Regions from separate parts of the Mus musculus genome. Here region 1 is linked to region 2. The links are chromatin loops, found by intact Hi-C in ENCODE. Cell type or tissue: heart. All regions are shown on one strand. Each heading gives the region's core, and the rest is flanking DNA. Links, peaks and the distances in the headings are about the cores only. Region 1 holds the start of Phtf1 (putative homeodomain transcription factor 1). Region 2 holds the start of Rsbn1 (rosbin, round spermatid basic protein 1).

Evidence for each region. Hi-C counts contacts between places; a loop is a spot of excess contacts. Peaks named below come from ENCODE experiments on the same cell type or tissue, not always from the same donor. Only the 100,000 strongest peaks of a DNase experiment are listed, where the experiment ranks them.
Region 1: a loop joins it to region 2, with 6 times the contacts of the local background. A loop is called at or near these places in 20 of 42 quality-filtered maps.

Annotation. Positions count from the first base shown.
Region 1 is chr3:103,964,948-103,973,515 of GRCm38, forward strand. It overlaps Phtf1 (putative homeodomain transcription factor 1), which reads left to right and starts at 3,311. Exons shown (of 19, transcript NM_013629.2): 1 at 3,311-3,840; 2 at 4,108-4,183; 3 at 4,807-4,863. The coding sequence starts at 4,139. Phtf1os (putative homeodomain transcription factor 1, opposite strand) reads right to left here and starts at 3,369. Exons shown (of 1, transcript NR_030676.1): 1 at 1-3,369. It overlaps Rsbn1 (rosbin, round spermatid basic protein 1), which reads left to right. Exons shown (of 8, transcript NM_001356556.1): 8 at 1-1,689. In heart, for the core only: no CTCF peak of the experiment used is centred there; DNase peaks (open chromatin) are centred at 3,424 and 3,514; H3K4me3 peaks cover 2,119 bases; H3K27ac peaks cover 2,097 bases.
Region 2 is chr3:103,909,966-103,918,533 of GRCm38, forward strand. Rsbn1 (rosbin, round spermatid basic protein 1) reads left to right here and starts at 4,155. Exons shown (of 8, transcript NM_001356556.1): 1 at 4,155-5,188. The coding sequence starts at 4,486. Ptpn22 (protein tyrosine phosphatase, non-receptor type 22 (lymphoid)) reads left to right here. Exons shown (of 21, transcript NM_008979.2): 21 at 2,011-2,287. The coding sequence ends at 2,075. In heart, for the core only: a CTCF peak has its summit at 4,247; DNase peaks (open chromatin) are centred at 4,466 and 5,196; H3K4me3 peaks cover 1,793 bases; H3K27ac peaks cover 1,935 bases.

The DNA of each region.
Region 1 (8,568 bases), core at 2,081-4,580, 54 kb after region 2:
AAAGCAGAAGCTTCGAGTTTCCTGCTGCTTTCAAAACTGTGTCCTAGTTGAGTGATACAAATGATCGCAAGTTTTCTAAATCATTAAACTATTTGGTTGGTGGAGTGAGGCATGGTCTGGTATCCTCTGATTTGTAAAATAGCGATGGCAGTGAAGTTGTAACTGAAATTGAAGCTGATCTTCCTTTCTGGTATGTTATCTATTGTGCCAGCCCTTGAGATTACTTGCAGAATGTGGCTATAAGTTTTAGTAGTTTATGGATCAGAGGGATATTTTTAAAATATGCTAATCGAAAGAACCTAGTAAATTAAATATTCCTAACAGCAAATAGAATGATTTTATGGTAACCATTAAAAAGAATAAGTCTTCCCCTGTCCCAGAGGTCATTCTATAATTATCAAGATAGGATAAGAGTTAGGGTTACGATTCTGAGAGATGTCCCAAATTCATAAAGCAATAATAATAACCTTTATATTGGTTCCCTCTTCCAAAGTTTAACTCTTGAGAAATGAATTCTTAGTCTTAATTGTACTTTGCTTATTCAGTACTTACAGTTTTACATGATTTTTACTCTAAGACTTTTGGAAAGTGCCCTGCGCCCTCAGAAACAGTCGGACTATTAGTTCACAAATACTACAAGCTCTTGTATGGGGAAAAGAGCTTATTTTAAATAATTTGCTAAACTTTAGGAAATGATATATCAGTCTTAACAGGCATAAAGATCTCACCTAATGACTTGAGAAACTTTTGCTTAGTGCTTTTTTTCCCCTGTATAAATATTGTCTAGAAGGAAAGTTAATATAGGAACAAGACTCCAAAATCCACGAAAATATGTTCCTAGTGAATATATCCTTTATCATTAATATTAGCCCATTATATTTTCATCTGTATTTGCCTTTTAAATTTATTTGCATCTATTAAAGATAATTAGGATTACTGAGTTTGTGTTTTTCTAATAAATCTGTTTCATCCTTTCAGTAGCACATGCCAGAGGCTCACATTTGTGCTAAGTTTCATGTTTCAAGACAGTCTGTAGCCGTATTTACTGGTCATGCAAGTAGAGGAGATACACATCACCAGTGTTTTTCTTAAGTGCATAAAGGACTTATCCTCGTCCTGGAAGTCTGTTGCTTTAAAAGCAAGTATCCATAAACATTATGGCCTTCCATTTAAAAAATCTCCATACATTTTTTAGGATCCACTTGTGCATGTAGTTGAGACCACCGTCTCTTAAAATATAGCACTTTTCAATTCTCTCTAAAGAAATACTTATGTAATACTATCACACGTTGTAAATTTTCATGTAATAGTGTTTTCTGTGACTAAACTTCATTTTGATTGGCAGCTAAGACTTTTTTTCCTGTGGCTTTAATTTATCTAAGAGGTCTTTGCATATAGATGAAATGTTTAATTTGCCTGGCGGACTATTTGCGTTTGTGTGGCCTTAGTTTGTTTATTGACATTAACAAGTGTTTTAAAAGGTTTTTAATGGATAGTCTTAAATCTCAAATTTGTGTGAATAATAATTCTTTTAACACAGTGCTTTTTTGTAGCTGTCTGAGTGTGTTAAATTGTTAAGCTATTTCTTTGTAAAGTAGGACAATGGAATGCATAGGTTTCTTTTTTTTCCTGTAAAGTATTTTTTTAATAAACAAAGTCTGATTTGTCCTTTACTGATGTTTCAAAATGAATAGCACATGGGAGTTGTCATTGCTGGCACCCTGTTTGTCGAGTACTAGTCTTCTCCACACACACATGCATCCATCTACTCACCTTCTTTTTGCCATTTTAGTTTTAAGCTTTAGAAGAAAATCATGGACTTTTCTTTGCCAAAGAAAAAGTCAGAGATACCCAGACTGAGGTACAACTAGTTTTGAAGAAAAATGAAGCTTTTATTTGTGATAGTTGTCCTTATTGCTGCTTAAAATTGGTTACCTGCATTTAGAGCAGCCGTAGGCTTGTGACGATGCATGGCATAATAATGAAGATGCTTACTTTTCAGATGTGGATGGAGTATGGGAGACAAGAGAATCCCTTTCCTCATTAAGTTTTGTGTGAACTCTGTAGTTGAAGTGCCTGTCCTGACAGCATTTAGGTCTTAGAAGGGTCTCAGTATTTCATCAGTTCTCATAGATAGGAGGGGGTTAATTATCTCCACAACACTGGTGAGAAAACAGACTTGTTAAGTCAATTTCCTAAAATGACAGTTCATTACTGGGAGCTGGGGCCTGAATGTTTTTTGGGGGGTTCAAAGCTTGGCCTTACACAGCAGCATCCTAATAAAACACTGAAAATTTTTACCAGGGTTCCTGAAAAATAATTTGCAGCTGTACCACCAATTCTATTCCTCAAAGTACAGCCACAGCCCAGAAAACCTCTCGTGTGTTTGGCAATGAAGCCAAATGCTTTTGTTATTAGTGTTAAATTTAGGTCTTAACAGTAATTTTTTGAGGTCATTTACCAAAATGAGTTGGTTGTTGCCTTGAGCTCCACTGTCCAGCAGCACTGAAGGGGCTGTTAAGGCTCAACAGCTTTTTATTTAACCCTGAACAGTTAAGGGGTATACAGTGGGGATCACTGCCAATGGGTGAGGCAATTTTTAAAAATAATTCCTATGGGTGTTAACATTTTAGTCGTTTCACAGTATGGATAACTTTCATTTGATGCTGTTTTAATGGCTGGAGACTGCCTAAGTGGTAACTATTACCCATTTTTAGCCTTACATCAACTAAATGCTTAGTGCCTAGGGCAAGAAAGGACTTAGCTTTTAATAAGTTCAAGACAGTGGCCCCTGGAAACAAACCACTAAGGTGCACACAAATGTGTAGAGACAAGAACAGCTTAGAAACCCTGTGGGTATACATATTTATATTTACATTAGAGTGCAGTTGCCCTTTCTCTGGACCTCTCTTTAAATCACTATAAACAGCCATTTTCTCCGATTTGGGGGAAGTCCCAGTGCAGTCCGAGCCCTGTGCATCCCCTTAGTGTTGTGTGGGCAGCAGAAAGCCTTTGTCCCAGAGCTGCCGAGAGCCGAAGGAGGAACCACTGGGCCACAGGCAGCCTGTCCGCGTTCCAGGCCGCGCAAATTCACCAACATTTGTCCATCCAACAAGAACGGAGAACTCGAGCGAAGGCTCGTGCCCTGCACTAGTCTCGTCCCCCCAAAGGAGACAAGGACATGAAGTAAACACCACGCTAAATGCTACAGACCCGCACAGGAACCTCTGGAACATCGGGACCAGCCTCCCGGGGACCGACGGGTACTGGGAGGGTCGTTTCTGAGGTGACTTTCCGTTAAGCGTCGAGGGTTACACGCGAGGCGGCTGTCGGCTTCTTCCTCCGGGCAGCCAGAGCGGCGGGAAGGCGGCCGGGGGCGGAGCCGGAAGGCGGAAGCGGCCGATCGCATCGAGAGCTTGTGGAGCTGCGGCCCGTCCCTCACGGAGGACGCGCGCCGTTGCTCCGGCCCGGGGCCGTCTGCTGGCTTCCAGCCGGGCACCCAGCCCTTGCGGGTGCCGAGGTGGCTGGCGAAGGCACCCTTCCCGCTTCCTTCTGCTCATTCCCCAGTTGGCTCCTGGCTTCTCCCATGGCCTGTTCTGTGGCCGCCTAGGTCGGGCGTCTGTGGCTGCAGGCTGCGCTCCTCCCGGCGCAGGACGCTGGGCTGCCTCCGGGGCAGGGCTGGCCGCCGCGGTCTCCATGGTAACGGCCAGGCGGACGGCCGGGCCTCTGGGGGAAGATGCGGCCTGCCGGGCCCGCCGCCTCGCCCCCGGCCTCTCGGTCCGGCGGGGGTCACTGAGCAGCGGGGGCCCGGCCGGCAGCCTGCCTGGCAGCGGGCACCAGGTGAGCCGGCCGCGGGGAGGCAGAGGGCGCGGGAGGCCAGCTCGGGTACTTGCTGTCCCCGCATCCATTCTTGTGCTGGGTGGTGCAGAGGCTTCTCGGATGCTGTTTCGCCTATTTCCCCCTCCCCCCACCTCTTTCTGGCGAACACCCTGAGTAAGAGCAGCTAGCTAATGGAGAGACTGAGAGAAGCAGATTTTAAGCCATACCCCCAAACGGGACAATGACCTGAAACAACTGGACTTACCGAGATATTTCCTTCGTTTTCAGTGAGATCCCATTTCTCTGGCTGGAGACACAGATGGCCTCAAATGAGAGAGATGCTATATCATGGTATCAGAAGAAGGTAACAACAGTAGTTTTTGTTTGTAAACCATACTCCCTGCAAAAAACTCCCTTAAAGAATATTGTTAACTTTCCTTAAGTTTGGTAATATCACATGTTCTTATATAACATCTCAACATAATTATAAAAAATGATGTGCAAAGTCATTATAAACACAGTTTTAGGTTCTAGGAAGTGAGCTGTAAGTCACCTTTCTCAAGGCAGCATACACGAACTACTACAATGCTTTGCTTTTGCAAATTATCAGTCTTTTAATTTTTTTTTTTTTTTATAAAGACAAGAATGAAATCCTTATCTGCATGGCTCAGATTGTTACTATCGTCTGATTGAGCTGCTCCTTACCTTTTCTTCCTCTCTGATTCCCATTGATGCTTTCTTCAGGGAGTGGAATTTTAGGTGATCTTTAGTGTAAAATATTTGGAGGGTTGCTTTTTTCACTTTTTAGATTCAGCCTTTTTTTTTTTTTCTTTCTTTTTTTTTAAAACATCCCTGGGGAATATGAACTTAATATGTAAGAAACCCACTTTCCAGATACCATATTTAATAGATTCATGGCCTTGTGAGGTTTGACTTAGATACAAAGATTGCCTTTGCATCATTTAAATAGCCTGCTCCTTGTTTCAGATTGGAGCATATGATCAGCAGATATGGGAAAAGTCAATCGAACAGACTCAGATTAAGGTAAATTGATTTCTTTGATTCTAGCTTTGTTACTGCTTTAAAGAGAAGAGAGGATCACACTTGCATTTATCCACCAAGTATGCATTCTTTTACCCTCCGAGTCTTACAAGGAAGCCGGCAGCGCATGGGTAATGATAGAGGACAGTCGATATGTGGCCTCAGCAGCAAATGTCCCAGGGAAATTGAAGAGTGGCTTCTTATTTCTGGTCAGCTTTTTACCATATGACAGTTCAGATCCAGTTTGCTAGTCTTTTATTGGAGAGAGGCTGAAAATAAACACATTTAACAAAAGAAATATCCACATTTATAAGGGGGTAGTAATCTTCTTCCTCTCTTCTTCTTTTTCTTCTTTTTCTTCTCTGTCTTCTTTGTCCTCTTTCTCCTCCTCCTCATAATCATTATCAACACTATACTATGCAAGCCAAATAAAATTTATATTTGGCCTACATCTAGTCTTTGCCCCCCATAAATACATACATACACACACACACACACATATATGTATGTATATGTGTATATATACACACACAGACACATATGTATATAGTATATATGTTTAACTCCTGGTTTAGAGGCACGTCTTGGTCTTTTAGGTTACCTAAGGGTAAGTTCCCTTAGGATTGAGCACCACTTTCAGTTTCTTCATGTTCACCAAATAACTGAAAACTGCTGTGTAATTTGGAATGCCAGTTGGTTGATTTGTAATAGTAGAGGTGAAGATTAAGTTTTAGTATCTAAGTCATCATATGGGAAAGAGAAACACTGGTGTCTGTACAAATTAGTCATTGAATAGTTGCTGAGTTGCCTTGAGGAAAAGCCCAAAGAAAAGAACGTAAGTCTAGATTTAGGATCTCTTCCTTGGAAATCGTTTCTAAATGCCAGTACATTCTTGGATTAGGACTTTGAAAAGATTTGGTGCAGACCTTTACCAACACTTTAAAAACATGGGTAAGTACAACCTAAAAGTGTTTTACTTCTCTAAGTTACACTGATCAGACTAGACCTCTAAATGTCTCTGGTGGGATATATTAACCATTTCTCAGGGTATATTTCTTTATAAGCCAGTCACATAAAAGGTGGTTTGAGCTAAACAGACACAACTAACTTCACAATTTCCTAGTGTCCTCCCTTTCATTAACTGAGGATGGGGTTCAGATGAATAACCCCTCCAAATTTCATTTTGTAACTGTCTTGTCTGTTCTGTGAGCTGCTAAGCCATATCAATAGTGTAATAGAAATGGCTGGACTGGGAATTTGATATTGTTTTGTGACCTCTAACCTTGTGATCCCTAAAGATCCATGTGTTTTGTCCAGGTTTAAAAGGATTTTTCTTCCTGCTGCAGAATAAGAACCCTCCTATTTAGAGGTTCTCACCTCTTATTTCCATGCCTCTTAACACATGCCTTTTAGTGCACCCTATCTGAGCTCCTTGTTAACCTTGTGCATGCCTGGGGCTCAAGGGCAGGCATTCTTACCTGTATCTGCTCTGGGAGCATCTTGCTTCTCTTGGTGTTGCTCCACAGAGTTGATCCTGCCATTGTTCTCTGTTAGGGTCATTAACTAACAGCTCCTTAAAGAGTATTGCTTTATTTAGTGGCAGTGTCCCAGCTACTGTGTCATATGAGTAGCAAATATTAAAACTGTTGGGAAACTGCAGGGCAGGTCTCAAGCACTGGAATAGTGGGGCCAACGGAAAACAGTCTTGTGTTTTTTGCATGTGTGTGGTTTGCGTTTGTTTTTTAGAGGAAGCACAGGAAGTTGGGTAGGTGGGATAGAATTTGGGAAGAGTTGGGGGAGAGGAAAGAATATGGTAAAAAATATATTGTATGAAAAAATAGACCTTAAATTTTTTTTAGAATGTCCTGAAAAAAATAGGCATTTCTGCCTTCATGTTCAGGGTAGTGGGAGAAAACTAAGATTTTTTTTTCAAAAAGATATAGTTTGATTAAACAAACAAAAATAATAAATGAAATGTTAAAAAAAATTTCAAGTATGTTTATAAAAATATAGTTTGGGATGTTTAAAGGATATTGGAGAGGTTGTTAAGAGCACCTAGCTGCCCTTCCAGAGGTCTGGGTTCTGTTCCCAGCACCCACATGGTAGCTCACAACCATCTGTAACTCTAGTTCCAGGGGAATCTGACAACCTCTTTGGACCTCTGTGGGCATGGAAGTATTCACATGGTACATGTACATACATGCAGTCAAAACACTCATAATACATAAGATAATCTAACCTGACACCCTCTTTTGACACATAAAAAAATCTAAAACTTAAAACAACTTTAAAAATGATACATTAATCTTGGATGGAAAAAATGGTAAGAGCTCTTTGGTAAACTCTTACTGAATTGCCGTGTTTAAGACATTTTAGTAGATGTTGAACACGAGGGGCAGAGCCTTAACAGAAGTAGGACACCAAGTTACTATGCGACCTGAACTACCCATCATGAGCTGGGTACTATCAGACCCTGCAAGTCATAAAGTGGGACGCGCACAGCAGCAGTCTATTATCAAATGGAAGTGGTATATACGTGATCGGGCCAGAGCAGGTCCTGAAGGCACAAGCAAGTTACATGAAGAAGTTGCTCAAATGCCTATGGTTTCTACTCCTGTTACAATGCCATCTGCTGCCAAGCATGTGCCTATAGCCTCATGGGGTGTTCCCTATGATCAACTGACCGAAGAGGAGAAGACTAGAGCCTGGTTTACTGATGGCTCTGCACGTTATGCAGGCACCACCCGGAAGTGGACAGCTGCAGCATTACAACCCCTTTCTGGGACAACCTTGAAAGACACAGGTGAAGGGAAATCTTCACAGTGGGCAGAACTTCGGGCAGTACACATGGTATTACAGTTTGTTTGCAAGAAGAAATTGCCAGATGTACGATTATTCACCGACTCATGGGCTGTAGCCAATGGATTGGCTGGATGGTCAGGGACTTGGAAAGATCACAATTGGAAAATTGGTGAGAAAGACATCTGGGGATGTACTCAAGCATAGGAATAAAGAAAAACGACCCACTGGACTTGACAAAAATTCATATCATTTAATGAAAGGAAGAATGCAGTCACACACATCTATTGTTTGAATCACAGCTACTTGGGAGGCAGGAGAATGACTTATGCCTATGAGTTAGAGGCCAGTGTGGACAACACAGTAAGACCCCCCACCTCAACAGATGAGGGAGGGGGCAAAGCTACGTTTTTGGAAGATATGAAAATATTTACAAATCATGTATACAAAGAACTAAGAAAAAACCCAGCTGAAATAATGGTTGCAAAGACTAAATAAATCTGTTGGGCACACGAACAGAGGCTTTACATTGGTTATCAGGGAAGTACATATTAAAATCACAAGAGAATCCACTGCACCCCCTAGTAGAATAGCTGAATTAAAGAGACCAACTCTGCTAAGCAAAGATATACAGAACTGAGAATTCAGAAACTGTTGGTTGGCATGGAAAACTGAAAGTTGTTTGATGGTCTCTGAACAGTTAAATGTATGACTTTACATGCTTATGTGTTTCCAGGCCCGTACAAGACAAAAACAAGCAGCTCTGTTCACATTTACCCGCAATGGTGAATGCTTAACCAGTGTCTTCTCTCGTCTGTAATGTGCCCAGTGAAAGAACTTACACAAGGAAAACCGTTTCCTATCAGTTCTGCTGATAGGAAAGTTCTAGAAACGTACAATGATAGACAA
Region 2 (8,568 bases), core at 2,721-5,220:
ATGTTTCAATGGTTACAATTGAAATAGTAAGATTTGGTTGGATGTTGGTGGCGCACGCCTTTAGTCCCAGCACTTGGGAGGCAGAGGCAGGTGGATCTCTAAGTTTGGGGCCAGGCTAGACTATAGAGTGAGTTCCAGGACAGCCAGCGCTACACTGAGAAACCCTGTCTCACAAAACCAGAGAAAAGTTAAAATTTGTATGAAATTAGTTTAAAACATTCAGATGGAACATTGTATAAACTATGAAAAAACACGTAATTTTGCCTTGGCAACAGACGTTTTCTGCTTCCTTCTTTTCTCTACATCACTTGAGTGACATATGGATCATCTGACTTTACATTGTGTATACCCTGGAATGAAATCTTAGCTGTATCCATGTTGCTTCTTCTCAAACATGCCTAGATGTCAAAGTTGCTATACTTGAAAGCACTTAGTTTTCATTGCTTCCTTTAGCAGTGGCAATAAAAATTATAAGAATATGTTACTTAAAAATATTGAAGTTGCCTCAGATGGAGCACACCTGTAATCCTACCACATGCAAGGGTGAGACAGGAGGATCATAAGTTCAGGGCTATGTCATAAATGCCCCCACCCCCTAAGTTGAGGGGAAAAAAAGCATATGGTTCAGGTTTCTTTTTGCTGAATTGACCTATATTCGGAAACCTGTAGTGTACAGCTGTTTTAAAGTATTACGAATTAGCTAGTGACTCAGATCAGATATAGGTATTTGAAGCTGTAGTTCTCACTGAGGACACAGCAAGTCCTCACCCCTCTGCGCAGTGCATGGGCTATAGTAAAGGCGCCTGTATTGAGGAGATGATGGTGATGTGTAACTACCTCATCTGAATATTTTCCTTCTCTTTATCATCAAAAGAGTAAGGTTTACATGAGCTAGGCTCTGTACACCTCCACCAACATTTAAAATTACTAGTTAATAAATATGAGGGGTTTATTCCAGCTCTGGCATATAGGTGTGTGTGTTTGTGTGTCTGTGTGTTTCTGTGTCTGTGTGTTTGTATGTATGAGTATATGTGTATCTATGCATGAGAATCTTGCAGAACTTGCCAGGCTGGCCTTGAACTTGTGGTCCTCCTGGCTTAACTTCCTGTGTGCTTGGATTAGAAGTAGTTGGTACCATTCCTGGCCTACTGTAGTTTTGGTTTTAGACTTGTAAACATCAGTAGTTACTAGGGAAGGTGATGAAATTCAAGTACCAGAAAGATCTTTGAGTTTTTCATCTTCTGTTCTCCCTCTTTCAAACCCTTCGGTTTTAAATTTAAGGCACCAAAGTTGCTAAGATGCTTTGAGAATCTACCACAGTCAAGACCTACATCGCTAGTGACAAAGAATAAATGTCCTCATCACGAAATTCTTTTTGAAAGCACCCAGTAATAGCTTTTATTTTATATGAAAGATTTTCATGTTCTTCATTGTGGAGGCAAGGAAGGTGCATTTCAGGAAGAAAAGTAATTATAACTCACTTAGAACCTCTTCTTCTCAGGATTATCTTATATTTTATAAGTTTTGAAACTTAATGTTTTAGTAAACTCAGGAGTTTCTGTGGCTGCATAGATACAGAACTAGATTTAATAATGCCACACTTAATTTTATAAAAGTGAAATTTGTTTTGTGATCAGTGGGTGAATAAAACAGATAAATGGTATTATATATTTAATTATTACAGGCTACTATAACCAGGGTTCTTCATATAGTTAGTACTATTAGTTAATCTGTAAATGCGCTAAGTTTAAATATTAGTAGTATTTGGGTTGGAGGTGTGCTCCAGTGGCAGAACACTTGCCTAGCCTATGCAAGGCCCATAGTTTGATCCCCAGTACAACAAAAATATTCAATTTTCATTTAAACTTTAATTACTAAAATGCCTCCACAATCTATTACTAAATTGATCAAAAAGGGTGCTTAAAATTTTAATGTTATACTCTAAAATTCAAGTATTAATTTCTGTGTATAAAAATACCCATCTTCATTCAGTTTTATTTTTGTCCTCAGGTTTCGGAAATCGTTTTTCAAAACCCAAAGGACCAAGGAACCCGCCATCAGCTTGGAATATGTAACGCACCTCTGGATTTATAAGAATATTTGTTAAAATTGTACCTGCAGATAAAGCTACTTGAATACTGCTATAATAATAATATCAGTAATGAGGATATATTTTGTCAATAGTCTTGAAAAGGAAAGCAATATGTGACAAACTTCCAGCAAACTTGTATTTTCATATTCCTTATATTTCACTGGGAACTGCCAATAAAGTTTGTACTTCAGTTTATGCTTCAAAGTGTATTTACTTTTCACGTTTGAAAGTTATTATATTTTACTTTCTTTCTATATATGAATTTTCTTTAAATATAAATTTTTATTTTGAGATGATGTCTCCTCCTCCATAGCCTTTGGAGGGCTGTGGTAACAAGCACACAAGTCCAGCATAAACATTAATTTCAATAGAATTGTAAGAATTTGATCATAACGTTCTCTTTAAAATATTTTTATGTATACAAGTGTTTTTGCCTGCATGTATGTACAGCACCTGTGTGTAGTGCCCATCGAGGCCAGAAGAGAGAACCAAATCCCTTGAATTGGAATAACAGGTTGTGACTTGCTACGTGGGTTCTAAACCAGGGTCCTCTGCAAAAGTAGTTAAACGCACTTAATTCACCATCTGAGTTGTCTCTCCGACCCTTCAACTAAATTTATACACTGCCTTAATATTAAAAATAACTTTAAAAAATAGATTTTGCTATGCAGCCCTAGGCTGGCCTCAAACTATTGATCCTTCTCCAAGCTGCAGACCGCTGCTATTGCAAGCGTGCTCCATCACGACTGACTAAAGGTTTTAGTTAGAAAACAAAGCACTCCTTCCTTTGTGCTTGCAGTACTGCTTGTGAAAATGACTAAATGTCTAAACGGAGTGTATCTCCTCAATTTCCCCAATTGTTGCGTAAAAGAAGGAAAGATGATGTACAAATAACGGCAGTGATCACTTCTGTATTGCTATGAGGTGTCCAACTGTATGTATGTTTACCCAGTTATTCACTTACCAATTCAAGAAAAAAAAATCAACAGCGGTTACTTTTTGTTAGCACTTTAACTTTCTTTTTTGATAGTGTGTTCTTCATAGAAAAGGCCCTATAGATAAACGTGTCCACATAAAACGAATTTATGTTCACAACCATTTAAAGGTACTGGTGATTTGAAAATGTATTTCTATATGACTATGGATTCTTCTAAGTAAATTATATTTCAAATCTAGTTTTATACAGTAAATAATTTAATGGCTCTTTATTATTGTAAAGGGTTGGCTTTACTTTCCCTATCAGTTTAATATTTTTACTTATGAAAATACAGCCTAGCAACAGTATTATTTGCGCTTTAATACTTTTTGTTGGGAAACCCAAATGCTAGGGCAAATTGACCTGTATTGTTACTTGTTTATTGTAGTACAATGTATACCCAGTAGGTGTTCAAGAACTTCTCTATTTTAAACGATAACTTTTATTACAGAAGTTCACTCAGCCTAAGTTACTTCTCTGGGAACTAGTGGTGTTAAACCACAGTGTCTTTTATATGCCTAGTACATCATTGTAGTCGGTTATTTCCAAATAGCTTTCTCAAGGACTTAAATGCAATTCTAGGTAAAAAGCTAAAGTAATGAAACTCAAAACGGATTTCTGAGTAAACACCATCTCCTGGCGAACAGTGTCAGGTTGACAGCGCTTTTCACATTTGCAAATTTATATGTATGGGTTGAAAAAAAATTAAAAATTTCTATCGAGACATTTTTTTTTGTTGTTAACTATAGCTGTATGTTCAACAAAAATGCTGGATTCTACCTTTCCAAGAATTGGAGGGAAAAGTGACTCTGGCAAGGCGGAGCTGCGCTCAGGGAACGCCTAAGGCAACATTTGCACCTGCCTTGAGCCTGCAGCGGTCGCCACAGCAGTGCTATAGGAAATGCTTCAAAAAAATTTTTTTTTTCTTTTCTGAATAGCAGCTTTACAATGTTCTACAGCGAAACCGTCGTTTTACATATTCCGAAATTCTTTTCCTCCTGGTTTGTCAAGGGTAAACTGGAGATTCTTTTACCTCACAAAGGCTATGGGGAGAAATACGAAATTGAAAAGTCACTATGGAGACCACCTCCGGGCAAGATGAAGGAGGAACACTGGAAGTGGAGCGCCTGAACACACGGCGAGACTCTGAAAGCTATTAACATTGTTTGGGCGGTTAGGGCGGTTGGCGGCAACTCGCCGGAGGGCGGCAGTTGCGTGGCACCCCGAAGCGTGCCTAGGCGCACGCTCCCCTCCGCTCCTCCACTCAGAGAGCAAAGTGGGGGCGGAGGGGGAGGGGGAAGAACGCGAAGGGCGGTGGAACTACAACTCCCGCAAGGCCTTGCGCGTCCAGGGTGCTTTACAATAGAAGCTCGGTTGGCGAGGTCTGCGGAGAGGTGTCGGAACTGCCGTTTCCGGCATGTTCAGGTCTACGAGAACGACCGATCAGTGGAGGGTGGGGGAGAGACTCCAATGCCCAGCGGGCCATGCGCGGGCAGCGCTTGCGCGAACCGCGGACGGGGGGGCGGTCGGGCCATTTAAATGTGTGTTTGTGGGTGAAATGGCTGCGCAGGTCGGAGCGGTTCGCGTAGTACGGGCGGTGGCGGCGCAGGAGGAGCCGGACAAAGAAGGGAAGGAGAAACCCCATGTTGGGGTTTCGCCGCGGGGAGTGAAGCGGCAGCGCCGGGCGAGCAGCGGGGGTTCTCAGGAGAAGCGGGGGCGGCCGAGCCAGGACCCCCCTCTCGCTCCCCCTCATCGGCGGCGTCGTAGCCGCCAACATCCCGGGCCGCTGCCTCCAACGAATGCCGCCCCAACCGTCCCGGGCCCTGTTGAACCTCTGCTCCTGCCGCCTCCGCCGCCACCGTCGCTGGCACCCGCCGGGCCCACTGTCGCTGCCCCGCTCCCGGCCCCGGGCACCTCGGCCCTCTTCACCTTCTCGCCTCTGACGGTGAGCGCGGCCGGGCCCAAGCATAAGGGCCACAAGGAGCGGCACAAGCACCATCACCACCGCGGCTCCGATGGTGACCCCGGCGCCTGCGTTCCGGGCGATCTCAAGCACAAGGACAAGCAGGAAAACGGCGAAAGGAGCGGAGGGGTGCCTCTGATCAAGGCCCCCAAGAGAGGTGAGAGCAGGCGAACCGCTGGGGCTCGGGCTGTAGGTCTCAGTGCCCATATCCCGCCCCTTTAGGACTGAAAGACGCCGCTCTACTCCCCTGAGCCCACTGGAGTGGACTCGGGATTGCAGGCGGTTGCCACAGTTTGACCTACTTGAGGCTTCTCTCTGAGGCCGAGCTGTCAGTTTCCATCCCTGTTTGCAGTTCCCCCGGAGCCTTTGCAACATTTATTTTCAAATTCGGCAGGGTTTCCGCGCCGCGCAGTGCTTGGCATCGGATTAGTAGGTGGGGTACTAAAACCTCCCTTTCTGAAGTAAAGGCTTGTCACTGAAAGTCCCTTCTTGTTCTCTTGCTTGGAAATCTTTAGTTTTTCTCATTCCTGGCACCAGCATATTTACAGGTTTGACTCTGGGCTCTGAGTTTGAATTCTTAAAGAGGTTACACAACTACTGGTTGCCTTAGCTTCGGCGAGGTTAAAAAAATCATTTACGGTGTTTATTTTTCAGCTAGACGTAGTAAAAATAGTTTTTTAAAAAAAAATATTAGCCCTTTTAATTGTTAGTATGGTTTAGGATTGGTTCGAGGAAGGTTTTATCACCCTCTGAGTCTAGGAAGTATACCAACCGTATCTCTGAAGGGAAGGAAGCGTGCAGTAGGATGCAGATGCAGATGTAGATTCTAGTTTCATTTCATTTTGCCAGAGCACTGTTTGAGAATCTCTGCAATTCCAGCAGTCTTTAAAGGTTTTTCACATAGAAAAAGTAGGACTAAGAGTGCTTTTGAGATGAATTAGGTTGGCCAAAATTGGTGTCTTCTATTGCCAGATACTTGTAGCATGTATTTATATTCTTTATGGAAGAAATGAAGCAGGGTTTTGGTTATGCCATATTTATACTTTGTATATATTTATAACTTATAATAGTCATAATCAGTAAATACTAACACACTAATGTGTTCGAATACTGGGTAATTCCAGTTATTAACATGTTAGTCTTTGATTCTAAAATTTCGAGTGTCTTGGATTTTTCCCATATATTTACTCACAATGCTAACCAGTTTGTGTGTGTGTGTGTGTGTGTGTGTGTGTGTATGTTTAGGTGAAATAATAGGTTTTCACTTTTCCACTGGACAGAACTGCATCTATATTTTTCTTTGGTGGTATCCAGATACCATCTTTAGGAGTATAACTGTGGCAAACTGACTGGTATGCCAGTTTTCAAAATAATTGCATATTGGAGTAGCTTATATTTTTACCCTTTTTCCTCATACTCCCTGGTGTGTGTCCATACACAGCCACAGGGACATTTCAATAATCATTTTCTTTAAATTTGTGCTGTAGGAGAGAATACTAGTGTCCTTGGCATAAAGCTGAGACTCCTAAATGCTAGTTAAAGCTTTATCACTATTGGCAGTCTGCTTGGCTTTCTTTCCCTTGCTTCCTTTTCTCCACTCCTTTGCCTTGACAATTCTCATTCCAGAGGCAGTCAGTAAGCTGACTAGAAATGATCTGAGATCTCTCAGTTCCCCTTTATGGGGGAGGGTGGTGCTGACACGTGTAGTAATTCACAGTGTGCGCCCCGGAAGACTGTACAGGCCCCGTGTTCTTTTAAAATCAAAACCAATTCTGTAATGCTGATGAATAGAATTTTCTCAGATGATGCAAATATTCTATATCTATGTTGTCGAATATGGTAGCCATATGTGACACTTAAAGATTTGTAATGTGACTGTGTGACTGAGAAACTGAAATTTTATCTTACTGTAACATACAACATGTTCCATACAGCTCATGGCTACTACATTGGACTGTACAGCTTTTTGCCAGTACACGAAGAAGAGAAATGGGTAAAACCAGGCTATTTGAACACTTTTCACTTCTGGTTTAGAGAGGATTGGATTGTATACCCAAACTGTATAAATTCTGGGGGAAATTGCGCCCTCTGGTCAGGTATATTTGAGGAAACCTGTCCGGGAGTGGTCTGGATATCTGACCCACACTGAAGCTTCTGTATACAATAAACTGTGTTAATATTGTTTAGTTTAAGCTTTTTGAATAGTTGGACCAATACTTGTAAAAAAAAGAAATCACAGTTTGTTTATTTTTATTATCTTCAGGTTCAGGAGGCATGGCTCTGGAAGTAAATTTTGGTTCTAGTACTTATTGTGTGATCAAGATAAAAAATTAATCTCCTTTTAACCCCAGTTTTCCTGTTTGTAAAATGAGGTTGAGGTATTTTCATTCATATGGTTGTTATATGGATTGTTGGGGCAGTGTATGGAAGTCATTTAAAATAGTGCTTGGCCCATGGGAGGCAGTTCAAACTAGCTTGCTTTATTTGTCTATCTATTTATTTATTAATTATTGTGCTTGGTCCTGTAAACACCTCTAATAAAGTAGATTGTTGTTTACAAAGGAATTTTGTCCTTTTGCTTATTCTAAGATTTTTGGGAACTTTCTTTTTTTTTTTTTTTTTTTTAAAGATTTATTTATTTATTATATGTAAGTACACTGTAGCTGTCTTCAGACACTCCAGAAGAGTGGAGTCAGATCTTGTTACAGATGGTTGTGAGCCACCATGTGGTTGCTGGGATTTGAACTCCGGACCTTCGGAAGAGCAGTCGGGTGCTCTTACCCACTGAGCCATCTCACCAGCCCCTTTTGGGAACTTTCAATTTACTTTGTAGTAATTATAGATTCACAGAAAATAACATAGAGAAGCCCTTTTCCTTTTCCAGTTTTCTTCAGTGGTTATATCTTATATAACTATTGTATAATACCAACACCAGGAAAAAACTGACGTGTGTGTGTGTGTGTGTGTGTGTGTGTGTGTGTGTGTTTCTGTGCCATTTTATCATATGTAGATTTGTGAAACCACCATTGTAAACAAGGCACAAAACTCTCCAGAAACATCTCTCATGGACTTCCCTTCATATCCTTAGGCACTGTCTCCCTACCCTCTCTTCTGTTTCTACCCAATAACAACCACCAGTCTATCTCTATAATTTTGTTATTTGAGAATATTGTATATTCGGGGTCTTTTGAAGCTAGCTCATTAGTCTTTTTTTTTTTCCATTTTTTATTAGGTATTTAGCTCATTTACATTTCCAATGCTATACCAAAAGTCCCCCATACCCACCCACCCCCACTCCCCTACCCGCCCACTCCCCCTTTTTGGCCCTGGCGTTCCCCTGTACTGGGGCATATAAAGTTTGCGTGTCCAATGGGCCTCTCTTTCCAGTGATGGCCGACTAGGCCATCTTTTGATACATATGCAGCTAGAGTCAAGAGCTCCAGGGTACTGGTTAGTTCATAATGTTGATCCACCTATAGGGTTGCAGATCCCTTTAGCTCCTTGGGTACTTTCTCTAGCTCCTCCATTGGGAGCCCT